Regions from separate parts of the Mus musculus genome. Here region 2 is linked to region 1. The links are chromatin loops, found by intact Hi-C in ENCODE. Cell type or tissue: gastrocnemius. All regions are shown on one strand. Links, peaks and the distances in the headings refer to the core of each region. The heading gives the core; the rest is flanking DNA.

Region 1 (4,669 bases), core at 242-4,241:
ACCAACCCCAGGTAGACCAGCCAATACTTGGCTGTGCTTGGAGGTGGCCCTTTGAAAGGGACATCAATGCAAACTGAGGACAGATGGACAGGCCCTAATCCAATATGACTGATGTCTAACCCCAAGTTCATCTTGGGATCCTGACATGAAACTGAAGTTTAAATAGAAGGAGTGACGTGGTTCTGCCCAGCAGGGACTCTTCATTGTCTCAGCTCGGGAAGACATCTCTGAGAGACAGGATCTTCCTCTGGCTTGCTCCAGGGCCCCAGTCTTTACCTCCTTCCAGCACAAGCTTCTGGGTTGTAATTCTAATTTACTGTGGGACCGTTGTTTCGTTAGTAAGATGGGCAAGGGAGGGGCAAGAGCGTCCCTCTAGAAAGGATCTTCAGTCATGCCACTCTGGCTGCAGTGTCCCCAGGACAGCTTGGAGTTGCACGGGGGGTGGGGTGGGGTGGGTGGGGGGGAGGGATGAGGGCACTGCGGTCCTTTGAGGTGAGGGTACTGGGAGGCGTAGACTTCAGGGCAGGGGTGGAAGGCTGGAGTCAGGGAGGCAGAGGGGACAGGATGATGTATCTGGTTGAGGGCTATTGGGTCATGCCATCCATGGCCACACACTGCACATATATTAGTGACAAGATCAAAATTGTCTTGGGTGCCTAGAACTTTGGGTGCCTGAAGACACTGAACTCAGCAGAGGGTAGGGACTGTAGTAGTCAGGGTTCTCTAGAGGAAGAGAAGGACTCTCTCTCTCTTTACATACATACATATATATATATTATATAATATATTATCTATATTACATGATATATAATATGTAACATATTATATATAATGTTATCTATACATCTAATATACATATATATAGATATATTAGATATACATATATGTGTATATATGTATATTCCATATACATATATATGGAATTACATGGAATTTATTAGTTTATATGGAATTTATTAGCATGCCTTGAGGCTGTGGTCCAGCTTGTCCAACAATGGCTGCCTACCAACAGATATCCAAGAACTCTAACACCAGTGAAGGAGAACACTTGCCTGTGAGCGTTTGAACAGGCAGGCAAAGAGCAAAAGCGTCCCTTTTCCATGCCTTTTGTATAGGCTGCCAATGGAAGGTGTGGCCCAGATTTTAGGGTGGGTTTTCTGACCTCAAATGATCTGGACTTAGGGTGGGCCTTCCGACCTCAAATGATCTAATGATTCAATCAAGAAAAAATCCCTCACAGATGTACCCAGCCACTTGGGCTTTAGTTAATTCCAGATGTAATCAAGTTGACAACCAAGAATAGCCACCACAGGGATCTACCTCAGTAGTAGGGCAGCGACCTAGATGTGCAGGACCCTGGTTATATCCCTAAGACTCCGGGAACAGAACCAGGAGAGGGCAGTGGATGGATTGGCTAAAGGGCAGGAGGAAGTTCAAGGCCATTTGGGAATTAAGGCTAAGCTGTAACCATGGCTATGGCTCAGGGGGAAGAGAAGAGTCATGGGAGGGAATCTGTCCAAGTTTTTCCATCTGCAAAATGGGTAATGGCTATAGACGCTTGTCTTAGAGATGACAAAGTGTATTTAACAATATTGCTGTGTCACTGATGTAACAAGGGCAGTTCCACAGGGCTTGTCCCCCTGCTTTACATTGGCTTATTAACAGCTCTTTCAAAGATGTGACCACATTACTAATTGCATCCTGAAGCCACATGGTTCTGTGAACGCAGCCCTGGGTGGCATTGTTTTTAGCCCTGTAGACTGCTGCTGAACATGGGGTCAGACTTGTGTGGGGCATGCTTTGAACCCAAGGATTCATCAAGAAGAAACCAAAGCCTGCTCTAGGCTCAGTGCATGTCTCAGACCCCAGACCTGCGTGTTGTTCCCCCCTTTCAAGCAAACGCAGGGGCCATGCCTGGTATGCCCAGCTTCAGACGGTAATAATGAGCTAGGCTAGGGACAGGTAATGTGGAGTCCAAGAACTAGATTGAGGACATCCTGGGGCAAGGAAAGGACACTCTCCAGCTTAGAGTGTGGAGGTTCTTGGTCCTTAGCCTCCTACAGACTTGCCAAAACCAGGGAGTCTGATTTGACCATTCTGAACCACCAGGCTTGTGAGCTTTCTTGGAGCAATGGTGCCCTCTTGTGGTCTTCTTTGCAATTGCAGACAGTGAATGTGACAGCTCAGTGCTGCGGGAGAGTCTACCCCACCATTTCCAGGGTGACAGTCCAGTCTGTTTTTTATACTTGGATGTCCTGGTGCTGTCTTTGGTTGCCTTGGTATGTCCTTGTTCCTCGTTTGTGTCATCTTTGTCCCTGGCATGTCTGTCTCCTACTGGTGTGGGCTGTCTGTCAAATATCTCTTCCCATCAGCCTCTGTCCCGCTGCCAAATTCTTTCCTGCTGTCTCTGGCTCTCCCTACCCTGCTCTCTGGTGTCTGTGTCCCTAAGCTGGGGTCATGTCTGTTCCCCTCCAGTTGGAACTGGTTTTTGAGAATGCAGGCTTAGCTGCTCTCTCCAGAATGAGTCAGGAGCTCCTGGAGGGACGAGGGCTCAATTCCCAGCTCTTGCTGACCTCAGAGAGGGTGCACAAGGGCAGAGGAACTGGCTCAGCCGGGGACTGGGACAAGAGATTTTCCAAATCATGTTTATGGGGTGGGTGGAGACATCAGGAGTCATGGGAGAGGAATGAGCAAACTAGATGTGGCCTGCCTGGCACTGTGCCTGTCCCCCTCCTCCTCTGGGGAGGGCCCAGCATGTGCTACCCACTGCGAGGGGTTGAGCACGGCTGCTTGAGTTGAGCTCCCTATCTACTTAATTGTCATCTGGGTCTGCTGTGCCTCAGGGCCTTTGCACAAACCCCTTTCTGACAGTTTCTATCTGATGCTTTACCTTTGAAATCATCTCTTCTGTGAAGCCTTTCCTGATTTACAGTATCTGAGATGAGCAGTGCTGTACACCTGGCTAATAGCTCTTCTTCCCTACTGTGTGTCAAATGCTGTATTATCAAAGTCTGTCCCTTCTTGGCCCTCAATAAATACTTCTAAGAGGATGTCCTAGAGTCTCTCCTAGTCCTACCAGAGGTTACCCCTTCCTGACTCCTCCTTTCCCTCTCTGCATATATATATGTGTGTGTGTATGTACATTTTTGTATATATGTACATATATGTATATCTAAATATATGTATATTTGCACATATACACATATACATATATGTATTGTATATATTTGCACATATATGTATATATGTACATGAACATGCATTAATGCATATGTACACAGGGTGGATGATGCTTTTACAGCTGTGGCATCTGGTCCACGAGCTGCTCATTTGCATCATGTAATAAGGCTTATGTCTAAGTTCATTACAACTGTATTAGGAGGGAAAATTCAGTTCTTCAGTCCCAATAGACACACTTCAGATGCTCAGCATCCATGTGGGCTAGAGATGGTGGGGCCCAGGGGACAGCACAGACACAGAACACTGGTGTCACCCCAGGAAGTTCCATTAGTCAGCACTGTCAAAGAACAAGCTTTGGAAAACATCCTACTCCTGGATTCTTTCCCACTGTGACGAGAAGGAGGAGGAGGAGGAGGAGGAGGAAGAAAAAGAGGAGGAGGAGATCTCCATGTGTCCAGCTCAGGATCTGAGGGATGGGGCATCTGATAACATGCATTGTTGGATGGCTCGATGTATGGTATGTACATGTAGATATGGGTGGATATACATATATATGGTTATATGTATGTATATATGTGTATATAAATGTACAGATGTATGTATATATGTACCCATGTATGAATACTCGTTCCTGATTTCCTGTATTCCTGAAACTCCTATCCATAGATGCCCCAGGTTGGAGCAGCAAGCAGTGTTGCTTCCTAGCTAGTTAGTTTTGTCATTTGTACACAAATTAGAGTCACCCGGGAAGAGGGTAGCTCACCTGAAGAACTGCCTCCATTGGATTGTCCTGCGGGGTGTCTGTTAGGCATTTTCTTAATTTCTAATGGTTACAGGAGGGCCTAGTCCACTGTGAGTGGTCCTTCCCTAGGCTGCTGCTAGGCATGGGCTGTATAGGCCATCACCCCTCTAGATGCTGGCCATCATCCCTCTAGATGCTTGCCATCTGAGGCAGTCTGGAGATGAGAGCAGTGAGTTGGCCCTGCTCCTTGCCAGCTACAGCACTTGGGAGAGTGGCCCTGCCTCTCCACTGGGCTGACTCTGGAGGCAGGGTGTGGGTGAGCTAGCCCGGAGAGCATGAGAGTGGGAGAGCTGAGTCTGCTTCCTACCAATGGCCATGTGGCCCAGCCAGAGCAGTGCTGGGGAACCCTCCCTGGTGGGTGGTGCAGATAAGGGAGAGCTGGTATGCTAACCAGCTTAACTCCCACCCAGGCCCAGATCCAAAATCTACATCATCTGTGAACTGCTGGGGCATGTGGAAGGGCCAGTCCTGCTGATCCAAGGGTGCAGCATCTCCATGACACTGGGCAACAACAGGACGACTGGGAGGAGTCACGGTGAGGGTCTAGTACTGATGGTGTTTCAGAAGCCTCGAACCAGACCAATGACTCATTGCGAGGAGCATTTGCAAGTGAAGATGTGTGGACAGAAGAGTATACTATGGGACACACTGACACACTACAGCTTCCAGGATAAGATGTTTTCTATG
Region 2 (4,669 bases), core at 459-4,458, 80 kb before region 1:
ACACAGGGCGGGGAGACCTGTACCCGCGGTTACAGTGTTTCCTCAGAACACATTGATCAGCACACAGATGGCTCTTCCTGGCACCCCGAGCTGGCAGCTGGCAGCCCCTCTCATACACTGGCACCCACAGCTGGAGTCTCCCCCTCCACACATCTGGCCCTCGCCCTACATTTCTCACGTCCAGACTGCCCAGGCTGCCTTTGACACCCTACTTTCCGAGTCTCAAAGCTGGTACTGACCCTGGCTTTTTCCTTCCCCGACCTGCGACAGGTGGCACGTACCTGCCTCTTCTCGGAGGATGGACGAGTCGAACCGGGCACAAGCATGGAGCTGCGGATGAGTCCTGGCTGGTACTGGCGCGGCGCAGCGAGCAGTGGCTGACGCAGAGGGCTCCCTGGCCTCGCTCGGTGCCTGCCCGCCTCTCCCCCACCTCCGCCGGGGGCCCAGAAAGGACCTCCCCGGGAAATCGGCGCCACCCAGCGGGCAGCAGCCTCATTGCGCCCGGGCCGGCCAAACCACACCCCGCGTTTGCGTCACTGATATACGTCATGGCTATTGGCTTGTTCCTATTGTTGCGTCAGTAGAGCCCCGCCCGGCGCGCATCTCCCAGGTAACCGGGTATATACAGAGAACCACGTGGAGAAAAAGCACGCCTGTTTGGAGCCGGTGGCGCAAGGAAAGAAGTGGACTGGAATCTGATAGGTCCTGGCGCTGGGAAGACTGAGACAGAGGGTCACTTCACGGGAAAAGGCAACATTCCAGCTTTCAGATCTTAGAGAAGGCTTTCCTACCGGGCTGGGAATGTTCTATTCCATAGACTCTTTTTCTGCCTACTTTTTTATTTTATTTATTTATATTTAAAAATGCATTTATTTAAACAACCATGTATATCTCATAGCAATATTTATAGAGCCCCATAGGTCAATCAATCAGGTAAAAAAAGATTATGTCCATTCAACACACTATCAACGTACATGACTATTCAAGTGACGCATTCTATGGGCTACTTATTAAGTACATTACTAGACATGGTGATAAGTACTTTGCATATATTAGCTTTCTCATTTAATCTTTTTAATGGTCCTGTAAAAGAACCACTATAGTCATCTATTGCACAATGTAGCTGAAGCCTAGGGAGACCATGTTCAAGTGGTAAATAAATGTCAAGTGTCTTGTACATGTCTACTAATGCAGTTCGCTTAGGTGACTACTGGGAGGACTTAGCCCAAGAAAGGATAGCATTTCATCTAAGCTATCAGGTTTAGAATAAGAAAAAAAGATGCAACTTGTATTTTAATTTTAAGCAAATGACTTTATTTTTAATCAATTAGTTATTGTGTGCAATGGTGCTTTGCTTGCATGTATGATTGATCCCCTGGAGGTGGAGTTACAGACAGTTGTAAGCTGCCATTTAGATTTTGGGAATTGAACCCTGGTCCTTTAGGAAGAGCTGACAGTGCTCTTAACTGCTGAGCCATCTATCCAGCCTGCAAACTTGACTTCTAAGAGTTATTTATTGTTAAATTAGATAACACCCCCTAAGAAAAATCAGAGTTATTCTTTTTTAAAAAATAATTTATTTTTATTTTATGTGCATTAGTGTTTGGCCTGTGTGTATGTCTGTGTGAAGGTATCAGACATTGGAGTTACAGACAGTTGTGAGCTGCCATGCGGTTGCTGGGAATTGAACCCAGGTCTTCTGGGAGAGCAGTCAGTGCTCTTAACCATTGAGCCATCCATCTCTTTAGCCCCTCTTTTTTTTTTTTTTTCCTCAAGGCAAGGTTTTTCTATGTAGTCCTGGAACTCACTCCATAGTCCAGGCTATCCTTGAATTCACAGAGATCCACCTGCCTCTGCACCAACTCACATGGTCTGAGCTCCAAATGTGCATGTGCACACAAACACATAAACAAAAATCATAAAAACAAAATACAACAAAAGTGAAATGCTAACCCTGTTAAGTTTCCTCTTAAAAAAAAAAGGGCCAGGGCAAATCTTGATATATTTTCCCCCTCTTGATTATTTTTTTAAATTTTTATTTAAAAATTAAAAAAAAAGATTTATGTATATGAGTACTCTATCTGCATATACACCTACGTGCCAGAAGAGGGCATCAGATCCCATTACAGATGTGGTTGCTGGGAACTGAACTCAGGACCTCTGGAAAAGTAGCCAGTGCCCTTAACCACTGAGCCATCTTTCCAGCCTGTTCCCACTTGGCTCTTATACCCCACCCTTCTTCCTGACTGATGAGGAAAGCTGCCCAACCAAGTAGGCTAGTGCCAAGATAAGTCCCAAGACTTCAGTTTTGCCTGCATCATTAATTCTCCTAAGCCCTTAGCTCCTCCCCTGAATTTTTCCTCCAATATCATCATGTGTCCTCAATTTCAAGTTTCTTCTCATATTTCCCAAAGAATGTAGACACAACCAGAAGGCAATACTTAAAACCTTTTTAAAAAAGATTTATTTATTTATTATATGTAAGTACACTGTAGCTGACTTCAGACACTCCAGAAGAGGGTGTCAGATCTCATTGCAGATGGTTGTGAGCCACCATGTGGTTGCTGAGATAAGAACTCAGAACCTTTGGAAGAGCAGTCAGTGCTCTTGACTGCTGAGCCATCTCTCCAGCCCCCAATACTTAAATTCTTACCAACCCTCACTCCACCTCTTCATTGAACTTGTAGGTATGGAATATACCAGACTCTGTTCGAATTTTATTTTAAATATAGGAGATACAGCAGGTACAGCCTCTCTTTAAGGGGCTCCCATTTTAGTAGGAACAGAAGGAAAAGGAAAAAGTACAGAATCCAATGTGTGGGGTGGGGCTAGATCGACAGAAGCCAGCTAGACAGCTAGGGGTGGTAAGGAGCATGTAGGTTGTGGTCTGAGATAGCCCAGTGAGGAAGTAACACAGGTGACCTGCAGATGGTGAGAAGTGAGCCAGGTACATATCTAGAGAAAGAATGTTCTAGGCAGAGGGGAGGCTGGACTGGGCCCTCCCCACATCAGTCACTGGTTAAGAAAAGTCCTAATGCTGGAGCTTAGGGAGGCACTTTCTCAATTGAGGTCCCCTCCTTTCAGATGACTCTAAGGCACAGACAGAAAGCGCAAAGGTCCTGAGGTGGAAGCCAAATGCTAATTTTGAGGAAAACTAGGTGGGTGTGGTTGGAGTAGTGTATTGGTACAGCTTACCATGCTGCATCAATTAATCATAACCGCCATGGTTTCCTGAATTGTCTTGCTGATTCGTCCTACCTGCTCCCTCCCCGTGTGGTAGCTAATTTTCTCAACTTGACACAAGTTAGAGTCATCTGAAAGGAGGGGACCTCAATTGAGAAAGTGCCTCCCTAAGCTCCAGCATTAGGACTTTTCTTAACCAGTGACTGATGTGGGGAGGGCCCAGTCCATTGTGGGTGAGGCCACTCCTGGACTGGGGTCTAGGATTCCATAAGGAATCAGGCTGAGCAGTCCACAATGAGGGCCGATAAGCAGCACGCCTCTATGGCCTCTGCATCAGCTTGTGCCTCCAGACTCTGACCCTGCTTCAGTCCCTGTCCTGACTTCCTTCAATGATGTGGAAGTGTAAACCAAATAACCCTCTTCCTCCCCAGGTTACTTTTAGTCTTGGTGTTTCATCACAGCAATATTAATCCTAACTAGGACACCCAGGAAACCATAAAAAAGATAAAGCCATTAGAGTCATATATGGGGCTTTATAGCCAGACCCAGCCTCTAGCCAGGGATGCACCTCCCTATGATATGACCCTTAAGTAAATCAGGGATATTCTAGTCTGTGTCCTAGCCCATTAATATGCTCCTTTTTTGGCTCAAATTGTGAAGATCCACTTGATCTTGCTGCTGCGCAAGACCACCTTCCGTTGGCCAAGTCTCCATACACTGAGATGGGAGACCTGGATCTGACTTCTGAATGGAGGATGGATCCAAAGAGAGCCAGAGCAGAACAAGGATACTCGGCCAATTCACCTGAGGAGAGATGACAGGAACACTCACTGGGGTTGTGGAAGCAAGAGAATTGATGAGAGATCGCTGTGTCCTGGGCACGTTTTGCTGTCAGCAAACGACAGGGTTTTGTGATGGGTTAGGTAGTAAGAGGGAAGGCAGGAGTTAAGGAGAGGGAAGCTGCAGGAGGGGAGAGGGTTAGAAAGGAGCAGATAGATTAGTCTTGTTCCAGGATAGTTGATTATGGTTCATAGAAAACCTAATTATTAGCAAAACATGAAAGCCTCATTAGATGTTACGTTCGTCAGATGCAGTTACAGTTACGTATGTTCCGAAGAGACAGTTTGGGAGTGCCTCTAAAAGCCAGGATAGATAAGAGTGCTAAAGAATGGAAAGTTCCTGCCTGTGTTAAGGCAAATTACTTGGGAGAGGTCTTGTGGTCTTTGCTCTGTGATCCCAGGCAAAGACAGCTGGATGGCCTTGAGCTGCCTCGCTGTTAAGGTAAAATGGTTCTGTCCCCACTGACTTGGCCTGGAGCCCTCCACCATGAAGTGGTGTGGTTCAGGTTCAGGTGCAGGGGAGGATATACATACATACATACATACATACATATATATATATATATATATATACACATAAAATTTCCATTGGCTCTCTTTGGGGCTCGATCTTTTGGTGTGGCTCTCGATTTGGGTTCTCTTTTGGC

What was found. Peaks named below come from ENCODE experiments on the same cell type or tissue, not always from the same donor. Only the 100,000 strongest peaks of a DNase experiment are listed, where the experiment ranks them.
Region 2: a loop joins it to region 1, with 7 times the contacts of the local background. A loop is called at or near these places in 27 of 42 quality-filtered maps.

Annotation. Positions count from the first base shown.
Region 1 is chr9:43,982,294-43,986,962 of GRCm38, reverse strand. No RefSeq gene overlaps it. Among named protein-coding and RNA genes, the nearest start is that of Gm30373, 10 kb to the right of the region's middle. In gastrocnemius, for the core only: a CTCF peak has its summit at 2,151 (motif pointing left); DNase peaks (open chromatin) are centred at 2,159, 2,376 and 2,666; H3K27ac peaks cover 2,765 bases.
Region 2 is chr9:44,062,833-44,067,501 of GRCm38, reverse strand. Usp2 (ubiquitin specific peptidase 2) reads right to left here and starts at 481. Exons shown (of 13, transcript NM_198092.2): 1 at 282-481. Gm39325 (a long non-coding RNA gene) reads left to right here. Exons shown (of 3, transcript XR_870690.2): 3 at 271-1,177. In gastrocnemius, for the core only: a CTCF peak has its summit at 2,111 (motif pointing right); a DNase peak (open chromatin) is centred at 537; H3K4me3 peaks cover 466 bases; H3K27ac peaks cover 701 bases.